2 separate regions of the Homo sapiens genome follow, and region 1 is linked to region 2. A link is an interaction called in ENCODE POLR2A ChIA-PET data of the cell type or tissue named here. Cell type or tissue: MCF 10A. All regions are shown on one strand. Links, peaks and the distances in the headings refer to the core of each region. The heading gives the core; the rest is flanking DNA. Region 1 overlaps UTP11 (UTP11 small subunit processome component). Region 2 overlaps MIR3659HG (MIR3659 host gene).

The links. ChIA-PET counts read pairs that join two places held together with the same protein. Peaks named below come from ENCODE experiments on the same cell type or tissue, not always from the same donor. Only the 100,000 strongest peaks of a DNase experiment are listed, where the experiment ranks them.
Region 1: POLR2A ChIA-PET joins it to region 2 with 21 read pairs; 4 of 35 experiments call an interaction of 5 or more read pairs at or near these places.

Annotation. Positions count from the first base shown.
Region 1 is chr1:38,022,829-38,032,253 of GRCh38, forward strand. UTP11 (UTP11 small subunit processome component) reads left to right here. Exons shown (of 8, transcript NM_016037.4): 8 at 717-1,992. The coding sequence ends at 800. Among named protein-coding and RNA genes, the nearest start is that of UTP11, 15 kb to the left of the region's middle. RefSeq lists enhancers at 3,275-3,774, 3,941-4,493, 4,494-5,045, 5,865-5,914, 7,048-7,127 and 2 more. In MCF 10A, for the core only: a CTCF peak has its summit at 3,974 (motif pointing right); DNase peaks (open chromatin) are centred at 3,993, 4,473, 5,353 and 7,343.
Region 2 is chr1:38,113,473-38,122,897 of GRCh38, forward strand. It overlaps MIR3659HG (MIR3659 host gene), which reads left to right. Exons shown (of 5, transcript NR_168386.1): 5 at 5,488-6,058. Among named protein-coding and RNA genes, the nearest start is that of LINC02786, 23 kb to the right of the region's middle. RefSeq lists enhancers at 501-1,366, 2,477-2,977, 3,653-4,196, 4,197-4,739. In MCF 10A, for the core only: no CTCF peak of the experiment used is centred there; DNase peaks (open chromatin) are centred at 1,029, 4,079 and 7,649.

The sequences.
Region 1 (9,425 bases), core at 616-8,615, 91 kb before region 2:
GGCCTCTTTTTTTTTTTTTCCCCCTTTTCTTTCTTGTAAAGGTCTTAACTCAGACTAGATTTCAGCTGTGTGTAAATCAACCCCAGTGAAAATGTCTGCTCCTCAGGGGCAGTGGTTTGAGCCAGTGTCTGTTACTCTGACAGTGTTGAAATGCGCCTTGATTAAGGAGGTAATAAGGGGGTTATTAGTCAGTGCTTTGGAACAGCAAAGGGTAGGATCGGGTAGCATATGAACTTTATAGCTTATGAGCAGCTCCCGTAACATTTAAACAGGTTAACAAAACAGTGCATGTCACTCATTGGTGTTTAAAAATAGACAACATTGTGTAGTTAAATAGCAGAGCTGAGGAATATAAGATGCCTCTTTCATATTCTTATCATTCCTCTAAATGTCAAATTCTTTAGCTTTGTAGATCATTTAGGTCAGCCTTTCTCAACTGGGGTTCCGTGAGAGAATTAAAATTATAATTTTAAATGAAACAACTACTTGAACACCTTTCTTCTCAGTTTTCCTAGGACTGTACACAGCTAGTACTTTCTAGATGCCTAGGGGAGAAGTTAATTCATTGCCTACAGTGGATGCCTTGGGCAGTAGGGCTGTGTCCGTTCTCAACTTTGAGAAGGGCTGAAGCAGGTGCTAATAGGTAGTTTATTAACCTTTCGATTTTACAAAACCATTTCCTTCTCTTTACTGATCACCTTTTTACTCTTTTGTAGGATAAAACTCAGAAAGTGAAGGTGAAGAAAGAAACGGTGAACTCCCCAGCTATTTATAAATTTCAGAGTCGTCGAAAACGTTGACGTGTTATAGATAAGCCTTGTCATTCTGTATCAAAAATCTGTTGTCGTTTTCTAGTAACTTCAAATTCCATTACTCCAAATGGCATGGTTTTCCGGTTTGTAACCATAACTAAATTGTCAGTCTGACATTTAATGTCTTTCTATGGACAACATTAAATCTCCCTCCCTTCTGTAATTGTTTTTGGATTGTGAAATTAGTCTTATTTTTATATACTTAATTTTTTTTTTCTTTGAGATAGGGTCTTTGTTGCCAGGCTGGAAGTGCAGTGTGTGATTATGGCTCACTGCAACTTTGAACTCCTGGGCTCAAGTGATCTTCCTGCATCAGCCTCTTGAGTAGCTGGGACCACAGACATGTGCCACCATGTCTGAGTAATGTTTAAATTTTCTGTAGAGACCAGGTTTTGCCATGTTGGCCAGGCTGGTTTTGAACTCGTGGCCTCAAGCGATCCTCCCACCTTGGCCTCCCAAAGGGCTGGGATTACAGGGATGAGCCACTATGCCCAGCCCATAATTTTTTTTGTTATGAAACATAGGATCTCATTACAGCAGATTTGGAAAGTAGATTAATTCATTCCTAATCCCAGTGCTTATTCAATAATAACAAATATTTATTGCATGCTTAACTGTGCTAGGAGCTAGAGCTGTGGAGGTGGACAATTACTGTGAGTAGTCTAGTTGATTTCCTCCATTTTGTAAAACGAGGCATCACTTTTTGTCCATGTTTTTGTGTTTTATAGTTACAGTAAACAATTTGATGTCCTACTTTTTTTTTTTTTTTTTTTGAGACGGAGTCTCGCTCTGTCGCCCAGGCCGGACTGCGGACTGCAGTGGCGCAATCTCGGCTCACTGCAAGCTCCGCTTCCCGGGTTCACGCCATTCTCCTGCCTCAGCCTCCCGAGTAGCTGGGACTACAGGCGCCCGCCACCGCGCCTGGCTAATTTTTTTTTGTATTTTTTTAGTAGAGACGGGGTTTCACCTTGTTAGCCAGGATGGTCTCGATCTCCTGACCTCATGATCCACCCGCCTCGGCCTCCCAAAGTGCTGGGATTACAGGCGTGAGCCACCGCGCCCGGCCGATGTCCTACTTTTTAATTAAATCATTAGCTCTTTCCCAGTTTGTTACATCACAAAAGTTTTTTACAGTAATATATGCTAGAGTAAACGTTAAAATAAATATTATTTTTAATGATTGCATAGTGTTTTATCTAGTGGATAGACTGATTTTACCCTCACTCATTCTTCTTTTATTGGCTATTCAGGTGGCTTCATAAATTATCCAAGGAGGAATTTTTTTCTCTTACTTAACAGCTGCAGATAGAAACTCTTGGAACAAGGAACCTACGGGAGCACCTCTTCCTTATTGATGAAGCTCAAATCAGTATAGGCCTGGCTGTGTCTCTGTCCTCTGCACTCCATGCCAACTCACAATTCCAAGGCTAGAATAGCTTGGTGCAGACCTTCACTCTGGGAATATGGACCCCTGGGTGTGTTGGCCAGCTTCTTTCTCTTCTCTGGTTCTCTCCTTCCTTTGTTTGCCCATATCAGGATTATAGGCCAAGGACAGTAAGGACAGGACTGAACATGCTTAGAGCAAACATGGGAGAACAGGGAGCGGGGTTCTGGGGGGCTTGCGTAGCCCTTACACCAAGGAGGGAGAACAGCCATGTGTGGATTGTAAGGCTTTAAAAGAAAATTGTTAATGCTTAATAAGTGCCCATGACTGTGAGCTTCCTGTACAAGCCTAGACTAGAAGCCTGTTTCCTCAGGGTGTACCCAGTGGAATTTAAATCAGGGGCCCTGGAAAACAGCAAGAAGGGTCAGGAAACAGAAACCAGTAGGTTTTGCCTTCAGGAAGGAAATGCTTCCCATTGTGTGTATGCACTCCCTTCTGGGGAGGTGCTGAGCTCAGTCAATGCTGAAAGTTTTAGAGACTTGAGGATCAAACCAGGGAAGGGACTCATCATAGTGATACTAGACAGGGGAGTGAGCAGACTAAGCAGCAGTCTGATCCTGGGGTCAAACAGCTGGATGCTGCTGCTCCGTCTCTTGCCCCTGCTGGGTGGGAAAGTGGGGGAGAGGATAGGGAATAGACCTAAATGCCTTCTCACGAACCACACACCCACATGAAGGTAGGCTCGCCTCATGGAATCTCATGTTCACAGATGCACAAGGCACATATAACTCAGGCCTCATAAACAGGTACAGGCATACCTACACACCGTCTGGCACAGGAGCACAAACAGTGACGTTTGAAGAGCCACACTCCCAGGCCAAATGGAGCAGGAAAGTGCATCCTTTTGGTGTACTGTGAGTTCCAGGCTGAAGGTAATCGGAGTGCTGTAAGGGGAGCTGGGTGTTCTGAATTGCTGTTACACTGAGTGCTGTCTCCAAGACTCAAGGATTTTAAGCAAAGAGATTGGCTGTCCCTGTGACTAAGCAAAGACAGGCCCCAGCCCCATGTATTCTGAGAATTGGCCAGGGCTTTGCCGCTTTGGTACTCAGTGGGACCCTAGACTCTTGGCTTGTTGGGGAGGGAAGAGTATTGTTTGCTTAGCCGCCCTTTTTGGCCTAGGGGTGATTTGGGCTGTTGGTGGCATACTGCTCTAGCTGTGCCAAGGGGGCTGTGGGCAGCCTATGGAGCTGGAGGGATTTTCTGAGTCAGGACTTGTTTGGCTCAGGTCTCTTGTACAAACCAAGTCTCCAAACAGCAGTTCTATGGTGATGTGGACCCTTCAGGTCTGTCCAACAGAGAATTCAGTAAGCCTGGCTCAGTCTTAGTCTGTTGCTGCATCCTAGGGCCCTTCCCACCAAAGCAGGAGAGTGTCAAGCCCTAGCTTTATTCTTGAATAAGTTCATCTTTTTCTTTGAGACAGAGTCTTGCTCTGTCACCCAGGCTGGAGTGCAGTGGCGCGATCTTGGTTCACAGCAACCTCCGCCTCCTGGGTTCAAGCGATTCTCTTGCCTCAGCCTCTCTAGTAGCTGGAATTACAGGCGCAGAGACGGGGTTTCGCCATGTTGGCCAGGCTGGTCTCGAACTCCTGATCTCAGGCGATCCACCTCTCCTTGGCTTCTCAAAGTGCTGGGATTACAGGCATGAGCCACTGCTCCTAGCCAATCTTTTTCTGATTTCTAACTGCTTCCTGGTGCCAGGGTGGAAAAGGGCCCAGCAGGTGGAGCTGCTGCCCCTTTGCTGGGATTCCTTCTCAGGGACTTGGTGTCCACCCACCCAGCACACTTGTCTTCTTTCAAAAGTGTCCTTGTACTTAGGAAGTACTTGCATGTGTTTGCTTATTGAATTTAATGCTAGGGGGGAGAGCTCCCATGAAGAAATGGGATTTTCTCACCCTGAGTTTGAGATGAGTGTGGCCCCAGGAGGAAGACTGGGCAGGAAGGTGCTTTTCCTTCCTGTTTCTAGTGAGGACCATGCAGGGAGGTCTCTGTCACATAGCCCCAAGTTTCCCATAGGGTGGTTCCACCCAGACCTGGGAGGGGTCTCCCTCCGTGCAGCTTTAAGCATCTGTTTGTCGCTCACTGTCCTCTCCCCCATGCTGCTGACGGTGGGGCACTGAGCAGTTAGAGCTGCACGTCCTCCAGCAGGGAAGGCAGCCAACAGATGCAGACTCGCTCTGCCTACCTGTGGAGGCCGGTGAGGCCAGGGCCTGTTGGGACTTGAAACAGTGAGGCAAGTGGGTGTGTGGTGCTGGGCTCCCCGCTCAAGTTCTCCCAGCGTGCCAGTTCCCGGAGCCTTATGTGCAGGGTGTTGGGGAAGGGCGGGCTGAATCGTGGGTGGGAGTCTTGGCTCAAAGCCCCAGGTGAGTGGAGGAATTGGGGGCGGACCTGAAGTACTGTCTTGAAGTGGACCTGGCAGGCCTCTTGGGCTTGTGCAGCTGCCTCCCCGGGTCAGAGGGTGCGCCCTCTGTACCCAACCAGGTCTCCACAGGTCTGTCTCAGCAAAAAGTGCAGGGAAGGATCAGAGAGAAGCTGTAAAACAAAGGGAGGCAGAGCTTCCCTTCCCAAGCCTACTGCTGAGAGGTTGGAGTGTAGAGGAGGCTGCCTAGTTCATGCTTCTGCCTGTTCTTTCCTCAACTGCTCTGGCCAGAGGGAAGAACGTCTCCGCTGCTTCTCAGGCTCCCTGTAAGGAATTTCCTGGCTCCCTATTCCTGGATCCATCATCATCACATTTAGGAAGTCTTGTCCAGTCTACTCCTAGGTGAAGCATACACCTAGGTCTCCTTGTTCATCTTGTCCGCTTCGCTTAATGCAAAGGGAACAAACTGCTTGGGGCTGGGGTGGTTGCACAGTCCAGCCCTGTGCTCCTGCGTGGTGGTAGGAGAGGCTCGTCCAGAACGGAGCTAAGGACCCAGCTTTTTCTAGGCAAGAGGAATATATCAAGGGAACTGCTGTGTTTAGGGGTAAGCAGAGGATGGAAAGGGCTTCCTTTCCCCTCCCTGCATCTGTCACCTGACGGCCATGCTCAGATCGGGTTAATGAAACTGTGGTGCCCCAGGCAGCTGGGCAGCACCCCCCTGCCCTGAATCAGCCTGAGTCATTTACAGCTTTCTCCCAGTTACCCCAAAGGCTTCTCTCAGAGGTGACAAATGTAGGGGGTTGGTTTCGGGTTTCATGTTTTCACATTACTGGGTGGAAAAAAGAAAAAACACCTTTCCAAACCAAAAAAACCAGCTTCTATAGCAGAAACAACTTGTCCCGAGAGCACTGAAAATTTCCCCATCCTCTCTCCTCATCTGCTCAGAGACACTGAGACCAGTGATGGAGGGGTTAAGGGGAGGGGTTGGAGTCAGGCTGAGTGGAGTGTTGGGGACAGCCCCTTTGGAGGTGGCAGCACCTGCCTTCCTGCTTATAGGCAGGGGAGGACCTTTGCAGGGCCCTGCAGCTCTGAAGCCTGTGGTCTCCAGTGCCCAGAGATGGATTGCCAGGGCATGGGACAGTGAACTCAGGGTGGCGAGGGACCAGGGAAGGAAGGGACCATCTCCCCTCCCTAGCTATTTTGATCCCAGGAGGTCTGGGACAGGTGTCCCTCCCTGGCAGAGGGTTCTTGAGGTGGAGTGGTAGGTGGAATATAGAAGGTCCATCTGGCACATGGAGCCTAGGGGGCAGCACCCCCTCCTCTTGCTGGCTGGTAGCATTGTAGACCACCCCAGCCCCCCGCCAGGGGCAGATGGTCTCCATAGCAGATGGAGACTAGGCTGGCAGTGGCAGGATGGGCTTTCTAGTCTCAGCCTGGCCACTCTGGCTAATAAGACAATCCGGGGGCAGTGACAGGGCTAACTGCTGGTGTGTGTGTGTGTGTGTGTGTGTGTGTGTATGTGTATGTGTGTGTGTATATAGGTGTGTAGGAGAGGGAGCCCTGGCCTTATTGGGCCATTCTGGGGGAGAAGTAAAGAGGAGTCCCAGACAGAGTCAGTGGATCTTTGGGGCCCCCTCAAGTTTGCTATGTAAGCGTGGCAGGCTCTCAGTGCCTGGGCTCCTGAAGCTGCCCTGGTTCTTGTGTGAAGGGGCCGGCTCCTGGGCTGGGAGCCTCTGCTGCAGCTGGAGCCTGGACTGCTTGATTTAGACCCCCTGCCAGGTCCCCAGAGCTCGGCCTGGGCAGCAGCTCCTCCCAGAGGACGCGCCCGTTTATTATGCGCTCCTGCTCCCTCATGGCTCAGGCAGGCAGCGGCCTTCATTAGCGGAGGAGCTGGGGTCTGTTTTGGCTGCCTCATCAGCATCAGTGAACTGCGTCCCTGCGAGATTTGATACAATTTAATTAACCTAATTAAAAGCTCTGATTGCAGAGATGATTGGGGTAGCGCCAGCAGCGACTGCATATTTATAATGAGCTGCAAGGTGTGGGACCGCAGCCAAACGCCACGCATCCTAATGAGCGGGAGCCGGGAGCCAGGGAGCGGGAGAGGGAACGTTTATTTTTGGCAACAATGCCCAGTTCCTCCCTGCCAGGGAGTCAGAGACCCAGGGAGCAGAGACGGACCTGCCCACTGTGCTCTTCCGCACAAGGTGGAAGCAGAAATGTGTGCTCTCCACCGGTTCTAGGGCCCTTGGACGCCCCAGGAGCACACAGTGCCCGTGTTTCTGTTTGTAGAGTAGGGGGCTGGGACCCCAGCCATGCACTTTTCCTGCCTCTCATCTCTGGGAGTCAGGGGCTGCCTTCTGAACCGGGGCCTTGCTGTGAGGAAACAGGACCCAGCAGAACCACCTTGTTTCCAGGCTCCAGGATCCCTGGGCTGTTTTCTCAAACTTGCCAAGGAAGAGACAGGGGCTGGCAGGACAGGCTGAGAGGCTGCTTGGGAGTCAGAAAAGGGGTCTGCATATCCAGGAGTCCCAGATGAAGATCCTGGGCCTGGGACAGAAAGGAGAAACAGGAGGGGCAAACTTCCCACTCATCCTGGAAGCTGGGGACCCCTGTCCCCATCTCCTCACTCCCTTTGAGGACCCTGCCCAGGGAGGCCAGCTGCCCTGGACTCTTCCTGTCTTCTCCCACTGCCTCTGTCTGGGGAAGTCTTGGTTTGTCTGACTCAGCGTTTCCGCTGTAAATCACATCTAATAATACCGAGAGTGAGAGCTGAGACGGAGGTGCTGTGGGTGAAGGGGCACCGGGGAGGAGGGGCACGCCGCCTAGGTGCCAATGGGTGTTGTTCAGGGAGGGAGCTCTGAGGCGGCAGGAATGGGGGCTGGGCCCTGAGGAAGAAGGTGGGAGCAGCCTGCCACCCCTGCCCCCATTCCTGCTCTGGAGCTTGTGTAGGTCATGAGCTCAGCCAGGCTGGCCCAGCCCCCCAGTGCTTTGAGTGCCGCCAGGACAAGATGAGATTTGTCCCAGCCTACCTTGCAGAGTTGCAGCTGTTTAGCTCCCTTATCAATCTTCTCTGTGGGTTTAATCATCTCTCTGTCATCCTGCTGGGGCAGCCCTCCCCTAACTGAAGCCCCCAGAGGGGCTGGAGCTTCTCAGCCCCAGCTTTCCTCCAGTCCCCCTCCCCCAGACAAGCATCTTTCCCCACCTGACTTCCCTTATGGGAGATAGAGGGTGGGCCAGGGCGGCTTTGCTCCAGGTTTAGTCTCAGTGGCAGGGGTGAATGTCCTTGTGTTTGCAAGATGTAAACAGGATGAAGGGTGGGTAGAGGTGGCACTGGCAGAGAATTTGTCCCAGCTGGGTCCTCAAGGTCTTTGACTCCATTCCAGCCTGGGTAGAACAGGGCCTAGAGGTCGGCTATGAGGGCTTTCTGCCCAGAACCAGGAGATTCTTGCGTAGGTGCACGATCCTTCCCTCCTGCCAGCCCCTTAGGAGCTGCAGCCAGCCAGCCAGCTCTGGCCTCCTTCCCTGGGTGGGTCCTGTGGGGCTCAGGGGCCCGTGGGCAGTAACCACGAGCCCACGGCTTTGTGTGCATCTTGGGAAGGAGGGCGCACAGGAGTCAATGGAGCCTGTGTTGTGGTCCAGGCGGGGAGCCAGGGCGCAAGGGGTTTTGGGGCTGCCCCAGTGCTGACGTGCAAGATGACCTTCAGGGCCGCGCTTCGGCCCTCTGCTGTGCTCTCCTTCCCTGCTGAGCATCTGGAGAATGGGCAAGGAGGTGGCATGGGATGGGGTATGTGCCCCCAGAGGGAACATGAGAAAGAGGGCCCTTCTTCCCCTGCTCCCCACTCCTCACCCTAGGCCTTCTCTGTGCAAATGGAAGGCCAGCGCCTCCCCGTTTCTCAGAAGGGGATGTAAAGTCCCAGAGAGGGTTGGGATCTGGCTGAACATCACCCAGCTTGTCCTCAAGGCAGGGACTGTGAGACCCCTGCAGAGGGTCCCTCAGGACGGAACCAAAGGTTCTGGAGGGCCACCAACCAGTCCTGGGCTGGAGGGGGCTTGTTAGGTTCAGCATAAGGCTGGGCTCTGGAAGACAATGGAGTGTTGATGAGGCTTCGGTCCTGGTCTCACATGACCTGACCAGGCAGGGTGGGTGGACTGCACGTGGCTGAGTTGCCTGGGCTGACCTTTGGTCGCTGGCTAGGGAAGAGAGGAAGCCATGAAGGCTCCTGCCCACTCCATGCCCTGGGCACCCTGACACCCCCTCCCCAGGAACTGCCCTCTGGGCACACACTGTCTTCCACCTACCTACCTTCTTCTTTAGTCTTTCTCTTTTCTCTGCCACGTGTAGGAGCATGTGTACAATATGTGTGTATTTGTGTGTGAAAGTATATGTCTGTGTGAATGTGAGAAGTGAGGCATAGGATGAAAGGGAGAGAAGAGACCCTCTTTCTGGGTTCTTCCCTATCAGGAATAAAGACTGAGTTTCAGCCAGGCACAGTGGCTCACACCTGTAATCCTAGCACTTTGGGAGGCTGAGGTGGGCGGATTGCCTGAGCTCAGGAGTTTGAGACCATCCTGGGCAACATGGTAAAACCCTGTCTCTACTAAAAATACAAAAAATTAGCTGGGCATGGTGGCGCGTGCCTGTAATCCCAGCCACTCGGGAGGCTGGCTAAGGCAGGAGAATCGCTTGAACCCGGGAGGCGGAGGTTGCAGTGAACGGAGATGGGACCACTGCACTCCAGCCTGGGTGACAGAGCAAAACTCCATGTCAAGAATAAAAAAGGAAAAAAGAAAAAAAAAAAGGCCGGGCGCGG
Region 2 (9,425 bases), core at 933-8,932:
CACCACCTAATGGGTGCCGCCATGAGGATGGGGTGCCACGGGAGCTGGAGCCTGTCCGTGCTCTTCATGGGGAGTAGGGTGCTGAGGATGGGAGGCCAGCTGCTCGGCTTCAGTCCTGATCTCAGTGGGCCCAAAGTGAGCTGCCGGGATGGAATGCCTCTCCTCCCAGGGACTTGACAAGCACGATTCCAAGAAAGGACAGATCCAGAGCCAGGTACAGGCATGGGGAGGGGAACGCATGGAAGAATCGACTCTGCTCAACGAATTGCTCAAGGTGCTTTCTCTGAATCTCATGTTGGGCTGGGGCACTGAGGCCGATCAATCAGGAAGAGCCCACTCTCTAAGCTCACAGGTCAGGGGAGGAAGCAGTCATGGGCCAGAAAGGGCTGGGATCAAAGGAAGCTATCAGGACTGGGGTGTGCAGAGGACACAGAGACTGACTCTGTCTTGGTGACAGGGAATCTGGGAAGATGTCTTGGAATAAGAGATAGTAGGATTGGGCCTTGGAAGTGTGTATGACCCTGCAGTTGGTGATCCCTTCTGCAAAATGGGGCCAAGGAAAACTTCCAGGCCCCAAAGTGACATCTGGTTTGTCCCCTTGCTTCCTGGTCCCTAGTAACAACCTGGGACTCATGAGGATCCTCTTGAGGTTTCTTTAAGGCAGTCCTGAGCATGGGGCTCGCAGCTGGAGCCAGCCTGGAACCTGGGCCCTTGGTGGTTGGCCAGGGTGGGTGCCCTGGAAGAGTCAGCTTTGAGCCTGTCTTCAGAGGGGCCCTAGGGAGGGCTGTGGCCTAGGCGCTCTGCCCACCAGGCTTCCTGTGGGTGGCAAGTGAAACTTTTCCTCTTGGTTCTCTCCCAGAAGCCAGCTTCATTCCCCCAGCCCCAAGTGGCGGCTCCTTGGGCCGGAAACAATGTGCTTTCTCCACGCCTTAGAGTGGAAGTCAGCAGTTTGGCACCGTCTGGCTGGCAGCCTCCACCGGCTTCCTTTGGCACTTTATTGGCAAAGGCGGTGACATTTCTTTCAGTTGGGTGGGTGGAGCTGTTATGCAAACTCCCGCTCTCCTCATTCGCCAGATGAATATTCATGACTCAGGCAATCTGTACCAGCCAGACTTTCCTGAGGGCGGCAGCTTTTCTTCTCTTCCTCTCTCTCTTTTTCTTTCTCCTTCTCTCCTTCCCAGCTCTTTGGAAAGCTGAAGTGCAGCTATATTTAATTTACAAATACAGAGCCATTTAGCTTGCCTTTTGAGATGCAGGCACTGGGGAGGAGGTGCTGGGGAATGGGAACAGTGGTTGAGGAGTTTGGTCCTGACCCTGTGCCTCTAAGCTCCAGTGTCCAGCCCCTGGGCCCTAGATCCTGGGAAGCTTTGGGAGTCTGGAGCTTCTTTGAGCTTGGCCTCTTGGGGCCTTCAGGGATGAAGGTACAGCAGCTCACGCCACCCCATTCCACACTGGCCTCTGAGGTCAACATGGAAATTCTCAGGCAATGATGGTTTCCTGCAATTCATGGCCTGGGACCCACCAATACATCTTCTCCCGCTCTGCTCTCCCGTTTGTCAAGGCCCACCCAGATCCTGCTCCAAGCTCTAGGTGGAAGCCCAGAAGGCACTGGAGCATTTGCTAGTCATTGGCTTTCCGGGGAAAGAAATAATCCTTGTTTGGGGTCCAATTCCTTGGGGACACATTACTCCCTTTCTAGGAAGGACAGGTCCCTAGTTTCCTTTGTCTCTTCCCAAAGAGGCACCAAGAACTCTGGCAGAGGGGTCAGAATTACCAGAATTTGCCAGGAAATGTGGTCTTAGCAAGGATGTGCTTGCGTGAGCACGTCTTGTGTGTGTGTATGTAAATATTTACGCACAGCTTAAGTGAGTCTGTGTGCCTACATCTATGTTCAAGTGTCTGAGTGTGTGTCTGTATGTGTAAGGGCGTGAATGTGTGTGTCGCGGGAAGTCTGGGAATGCTTGCATATGTGCGAATGTGCCTCTCCAGTTCGCGTTGCGTGTGTACCTTTGGGGGGACTGGGGATATCGTGTGTAAATACGGGTGTTCCTGGGGGGCCCAGACGTGTATGCGAGTGTGTACGTCTATTAAGTGAATTGTAGGTGTGTGTAAAATGAGAGTCTGGAGGAGAGAAAGAGAGAGTGTGCATGTGTGTGTGTGTGAGTGTGTGTGTTAGGGTGTGTTTCCCTGACCTCCATTTCCTCCCAAACCTTTTCCTCTCCAGGAAGGTGGAGGGGGACGTTTCCCCCTTTGCAAGTGTTACAGATTCTATCCGAGGACGTGAACAGAAGGTTTCCCAGCACAGAGCGTCCTGAAATTACTTTATATTCCCCCCCTCCTTGTTTCATCTAATCAAAATAGCAGCATTAGGCTCACCCATTCTCCCTGCCCACCCCTCAGCCCTGGGGGAGGGAGCGAGGCGGGCGGGCCATCTTGCCTGACCCCCTTTGAGAGCACCTTGCAGGCCTGAGCCAAGGAGCTGTCTTCCAAATCTCCTCTTTCCTCAGCGGCCCATGCTTCAGTGGCAAGAGCCAGCTGCCTCCCTGCCTGCCAGCAACTGCCAAGCTCTTCCAGAACCCACATCTAGGCCCGGCCTCATTTACAAATATGCAAATTTGCATCTTTTCTGGTATGCAAATGGAGACATGACAAATAGCTAATTAGGGTCAAAAGAAGCACTCTGAACCAATTAGTTGTAGGGTCTATCCCTTTCTCCTGGGAGAAGACTGGGCCTTCCTGCTCCCTTCCCAGCACTGACTCCCAAATGCCCACACACTCTGGCATCCTGTCTGGCTGGGGCCCTGACTGTGAAGAGCACTGAAACAGACGTCAGTGCATGGGCCTCAGTCTTACCTCTGACCTAGCTATGTTACCCTGGACTCATTTGACTGAGCCTCAGTCTCTTCCTCTGTGAAATGGAGCAATGACAATGACTATCTTGTCCCTAACCATCCACCCCAGCATAGGGAGACTTGGGAGGACTTGGATGTAAATAGCTTTTGAAAACTGTACTACAGGCCAGGCACGATGGCTCACACCTGTAATCCTAGCACTTTGGGAGGCTGAGGCAGGTGGATCACCTGAGGTCAGGAGTTTGAGACCAGCCTGGCCAACATGGTGAAACCCCATCTCTACTAAAAATACAAAAATTAGCCAGGCGTGGTGGCGGGCGCTTATAATCTCAGCTACTCAGGAGGCTGAGGCAGGAGAATCACTTGAACCGGGGGGGTGGAGGCTGCAGTGAGCCGAGATCACACCACTTCACTCCAGCCTGGGCAAAAGAGCAAAACTCCGTCTTGGGAAAAGAAAAGAAAAGAAAACTGTACTACAATTTGTCTGATAGGCACATCACTTGTAATCTTACAAAGTACTTTCTGCCCTTGATCTCATTTAATCGTCCCATCAACCCTCTGAATTAGATGAATTCAATGTAGGGATAGGATGGCAGTAGGTTTCATTCCACATGCCAACTCTGGCCAAGTATGAATGGTGCTTGGAGTGGTGTGTTGAGAAGGATTCAGAGGCCAAGTCTAAATTCACCAAAAAAGAGACTGTGAGCTCTTAGTGACATTTCCCATGGGCAAGTGTTTGGATTCTGGGAGGTCATGTGCTGCATACTTACCTACCTGAAAGATATGGAATTTGGAGCAGGAACCTGGGTTCCAGTCCTGTCTGCTCCCTTGATTAAGTTACTTATCCTTCCTTGGCTCAGCTTCCTAGTATAAAGCAGGGAAAATAAAACCTATGTCTTTGGGTTATTGTAAAGATTAGGCAAGGGAAACTTAGGCAAAATCTCTTTGTCATCTGAGAGGGGATGTCCATTTAATTGGCATGTCAGTAGGGCAGGCATATTGTCCATTTCACAGGTGAGGAGCTTGAGGCCTGGAGAGGGTGGATGACCTGAAGAAGAAGCTGGCAGCATCACCAGGCAGGGCTGCATGGCAACTGGGGCTGCTTCTCTCTCTGCCACTACAGGATCCTGGCTCCCTCACACCACCCCCATGCTGATGCCCCACACGGGCTGCAACAAGCCCTGCTGGCCTGGCTCCATTTCTGGGTGTGAAATTTGGCTGAGTCGGCACCTGGTAGAATGGAGCAATTGCTATCCTGGAGCCTGGGGCCTGGGACAGGGCCAATGCGCAGACCAAGGGTTGATGGGCGGATCTGACCAAGGGTTGGTGGGTGGGCCTGGCGGGCTTGGCCAGGGAACTCGCCAAAGCTGGGCAGCTGGCAGGAGTGGGGCAGGAGAGGGCCTGGCTTGAGGACAGCCACTCAGGGAAGCTGAGACCCAGGGCCTAAGCTCAAAACAGAGCCCAGCAGCATGAGTGTCTGCCTGGTTGCTGGCGTGCCTGAGCATGTCGGCCGGTGTCTCCGAGCTTGTCTTTGTGTGTGTGCACGTGTCTAAGGGTATGCTGGGTGCGTGTGTTCTTATAAATGAGTGTGCATGTCTATCAGTGCAAGAGCTGGTGCACCCATGTAGTTGTGCACATCTGTGTACCAAGGTGTGTCTGTGTCAGTGTGAGCCTACACATCTGTGTATAAGCAAACTTCTTGCATGCATACATCTGTCAGTATCCGTGTGTGTCTGTGCATTTCTGCCTGTATCTGCAAATGTCTGCTTGTGCACTGTCCATGCAGGTAGGTCCACACTGGTGTGTGTCTGATGACCTCTGTCAGTATCTGCGGACATGAGTCTGTGCTTTCTGTTAGCATCTGTGCAAGTGTCATCTACGTCTATGAGCATGTTTGTTCTTTCCAGTGCCTCTATGTGTCTTGTACCTGTATGTAAATCTGTCCATGCCTGTCGTGAGTGTCTCTGCAGCTGTGCCTGTATGTTGGTGTATTTTGCAGTGTGTACATCTAGTGAGGGTATTGGTATTCACTTCAGGATGCAGGCATGGCTGTCTCAGGGTGAGCAGGATGGAATCTTCCCTGTGTCTGCAGTGGCTCCCGGTCATCACTTCCATCTTTGCGCTGTGGCTGAGGCCTCCTGGACTCTCATGTTCCTTTCCTCTGCTTGAAGGGAAGCTTTGCTCAAGGTTTCCCAGGGTGCTGCCTCTGACAGGACCAGGCCCTGGTGTCCCTGAAGGAGGACCCGCTTTGCCCTTTGGACTTGTTTATCCCTCCCCTCACTCTTTCCTCCTCTCATCTCCTTTCCTTTTTCTTTTCTTCCTTCCATTCCTCATCCTTGTCCCTTTTTTCTCTCCCTCTTTCTTTCCTTCTCTCCTTCCTTCCTTTTTTGCAACTCGCTTGAAGAGACTGGGTCTTGGGCTGCTGCGGGAGTGACAAATGACGTTTCAGAAGCCACACTTCAACCTCTGGAGAGGGGTCCCCACTCCCGCCCCCATGCAGATGCAGCTCCAGAGCCACCCAGTCTCCGGGGGCTCTGTAAATTAAAGCCATTGCATGCCCCATTGCATTTTAATCATCAGCCCCCAGCAGTAGCTCCGAGTGAGAACCCATGACCTTTTCTCCTTCCCTTTTGAGGAGCCCTCTCCCACCGCTCCTACACTGCTGGTAAAAGGCAGCCGCACTGCCTGCTGGAAGACCTGCCAGCTTGGGCTTCAGAGCACTTCTGCCTCAGATCCACGACGATCCCTTCTGTCATCGTGGGACCTTTCCTGGGATTTGATTTAGGGCGACGCTTCCTCCTGTCTGTGTCCTGAGTCCTGCCTTCCCTGGCTGGTCCTCTTTGCTTAGTCACCCAGATCATTCCCAGACAGCTGCGCCCTGGATATGGCTCCTCTCATGTGCTGCCTGGAAATGTCTCCTCTCTTCTCACCTGCTGAGAGGTCCTTCTGGGCAGGGACTCGGGCAGATTCATTCCTGCCTGCCCCACATTTCCCTAGCCCAGGGCCTGGCCCGTTGCAGTGCTGAAGGATGATTCTGGTAAGAAACAAGGTACTCCAGCTCACATCTTGCAATGATTATGCCTCCCCCACTCTCCCTTCTCCTTGCAGTTCTCTCTCTTCACTGATGATTTTGGATGCAATTTAAAATAAAAATATTGATTAAAAATGGAAACTATATAAATAAAAATAAAAACACTTAACATCAATGTGTCATTTGAGCTTTAACATAAAGAGAAAACATGTGAAGGTGACAATTTGTGGACAATTCCAAATTAGCATGAAGTTCTCAGCTGGTAAGTATCTTGACTTTTTTCCCCTCTCTTGGGGTCTGTGGAATCCTGACCAGGCATGTGGTGCAGTAGAATGGGAGGAACTTGGCTTCGGCCTTGATAAGCCTGGGTTGAATCTTCCACTTATGGGCTTTCTGAAGCTCAGTTTCCTTATCTGTGTAATGGGGAGAAAGACCCTACTTCATGGCGTGATTGTGAGGCTGATAGAAAAGGGCACACAGGGGCCAGGCCCAGTGGCTCATGCCTGCAATCCCAGCACTTTGGGAGGCCGAGGCAGGAGGAGTTCGAGACCAGCCTGGCCAACATGGTGAAACCCTGTCTCTACTAAAAATACAAAAATTAGCTGGGCATGGTGGTGGGTGCCTGTAGTCCCAGCTACTCAGGAGGCCGAGGCACGAGAATTGCTTGAACACAGGAGGCAGAGGTTGTAGTGAGCCAAGACTGTATCACTGCATTCCAGCCTGGGCAACAGAGTGAGACTCCATCTTAAAAAAAAAAAAAAAAGTCAGGCTGGTCTTGAACTCCTGACCTCAGGTGATCTGCCCGCCTCGGCCTCCCAAAGTGCTGGGATTACAGGCGAAACCCTGTCTCTACTAAAAATACAAAAATTAGCTGGGCGTAGTGGCAGGTGCCTGTAATCCCAGCTACTTAGAAGGCTGAGGCAGGAGAATCGCTTGAACCCAGGAGGTGGAGGTTGCAGTAAGCTGACATTGCACCATTGCACTCCAGCCTGGGTGACAGAGCAAGACTCTGTCTCAAAAAAAGGAAAAAAAAAAAGAAAGAAAGAAAATGGTGCACAAGGCCAGAAGCAGTGCCTTGTGTCTATCATTTCACCTTCAGAATACAGCCAGAGTCCAACCACTCCTTCCACAGACACTGCTATAGTAGAGGTCCATGCCCAGTGGTCTATTCTCTACGCAGCAGTCACAGTGATCCTGTTAATTAGCATTTAAGTCGTAGCACATCACTTGTCTGCTCAGAGCCTGCAGTGGTGCGTATCTCATTGGGAGTAAAAACCAAGGTCATCATAGCAGGCTCAAGGCCTCACATGGTCAATCATCCCTCACCCCAGGGCCCCCATCCCTGTCTTTACTATTCTCCCCCATTGCACTTCCCTCCAGCCCCACTGCCCTCCTGGCTGTTCCTGAACATGTCGGGCACTCTCCTGCCTCAGGGCCTTTGCACACGCCATGCCCTTTGCTGGAATGCTCTTCCCCCAGATATCCTCATGCCTCCCTCCATCACCCCCTTCAGGTCTTTACCCAAGTGTCCCCTTCTCCATAAGGAAGACCCTGTTCTTTCTGACCTATTTTTATCTGTGGCACTTGTCACCATCCAGTATATATATTTTTTTGCTGACTGATTTTCTATGTTGCTTGTCTCTCCCTGAGAGAATGTGAGCTCCTTGAGAGCAGGGATGTTTTGTCTTTGTTTTCAACATCTGGAACAGTGCCTGGCAAGTCATGGGCGCTCAATAAATATTTGTTGAATGAATGAATTGCTCATCATTTTGGAGGGTGCCAAAACATAGGAGCAGCTATCTTCCAACTTGGGCAATCAGAGGTGAGAATTCTGCAATTCTGAAAGGGCATTATTTCAGCATTACTTTGTTAGGGAGGCAGTGGGGGCCCTTGGGAGGAAACCCCATGGTCCTTCCGCTTGGGGCAACCAGCTCAGGAGGAAGTACCATGTGCTGGTTCCCAACTCAGCGGGAGAGTCAACAGTGTGTTCTCGTGGGCCAGCCAGGCATCAGGGATCCTGCTCCCTGGAAGCCTCTCTGTGAGCTCCCTGCCCCGTGGCTGCAAGCATATCCGAGGCTAAGGCGGGCCTTCCAGGAGGCTCACACTCAGCCAGGCTTCTCTGTGGAGGTAAGGGCACCAGAACGCGGAATAAACTTGTACTAAGGTAGGTATTTTAGCTGGTGCTGGAAAGTTGGGGGAGGATTAGCTACCAGAAGAGCACGGGCCGGGCACTGCAGGCCCAGGGAGCAGCGCGGGCAGAGCCGAGCATGTAGGAGGCTCTTGGTGCACTGGCTGGGGAGGGACAGGCAGCGAGTTGTGGCTGGAACGTGTCTACTTACCTGCGAGAACCTCCTGAAGCCAGGATTGAGTCTGCTCCATGTTTGCCTGCCCCTGTAGTGCTTACAATGGTGCCTGGCCCTCGCAGGTGCCCTTGACGTCCGCTGTGTGGCCTGTTCAGCTCAGGCCAGGAGTCTAGGAATTGGGTGGTCTAGGCACCTCTGATGGTGCAGATCAGACCTCAGAACAGGCCTTGGAGAAGACAGGGGTTGGGGGGTTTGGCTGGGAAAATGGTCTAATCTATTTGGTTGTTGCAAAAATAATTGCAGTCTTGCCATTAACTTTGGTAAAACTGCAATTACTTTTGCACCAACCTAATTCCTTTATTTTATTTTTCTTTCCTTTTCTTTTTTTAAACAATGTTTTGTAATCTACCTTTATTTTAAAAGTAGTTTCTTCCAAGATTGGCACAAGGGTTTCTCCAGAGCTAGAGATGAACCCAGGTCATAATGATCTCCCTAGTCTGGACACATTCATGGCTAAATATGGCTTTGTCTGGATTTTAGAACAGGGTTCTTTACTTTTTTTTTTTTTTAAATGCCATGAACTTCTTTAGCAGTCTTCTAGAGTAGTGTTTTATTCTTTATTATTATTTTTTTTTAGAGACAGGGTCTCACTCTGTTGCTCAGGCTGGAGTGCAGTGGCATGATCATAGCTCACTGCAGCCTCTAACTTCTGGCCTCAAGTGATCCTTCCACCTCAGCCTTCCAAATAGCTAAGGCTAAAGGTGCGTGCCATCACTTTCAGCTAATTAAAACAATTTTTTTTTTTTTTTTTGTAGAGATGGGGTCTCACCATGTTGCCACACTGGTCTTGAACTTTTGGCCTCAAGTGATCCTCCTGCCTCGGCCTCCCAAAGTGCTGGGATTACAGGTGTGAGTCACCATGCCCAAACCCAAATAGTGTTTTTAAATGCATAAAATGAGATACATAGGATTACAAAGGAATGGTTACGGTTCTAACCATAGATCCCAGGTTAAAATGGCCAGTTACACTCTTTTCGAGGACAAATATTCCACTCTGTGAAAACAGAGCACAAACCTTGGCTTCTCCTCCTGCACACTGGAGGGTGGGGTTGGGGGAGGTGTTTGTGCATATTTTTGCAGGGCTGTCCTGGGGGTGGAGATAAATGTCTGAGAGGCAGAGTTTGGAACCCTAGGAGGATGCCACTTGGAGGCAGATGGCTGGGCTGCCTGGGGGAAGGG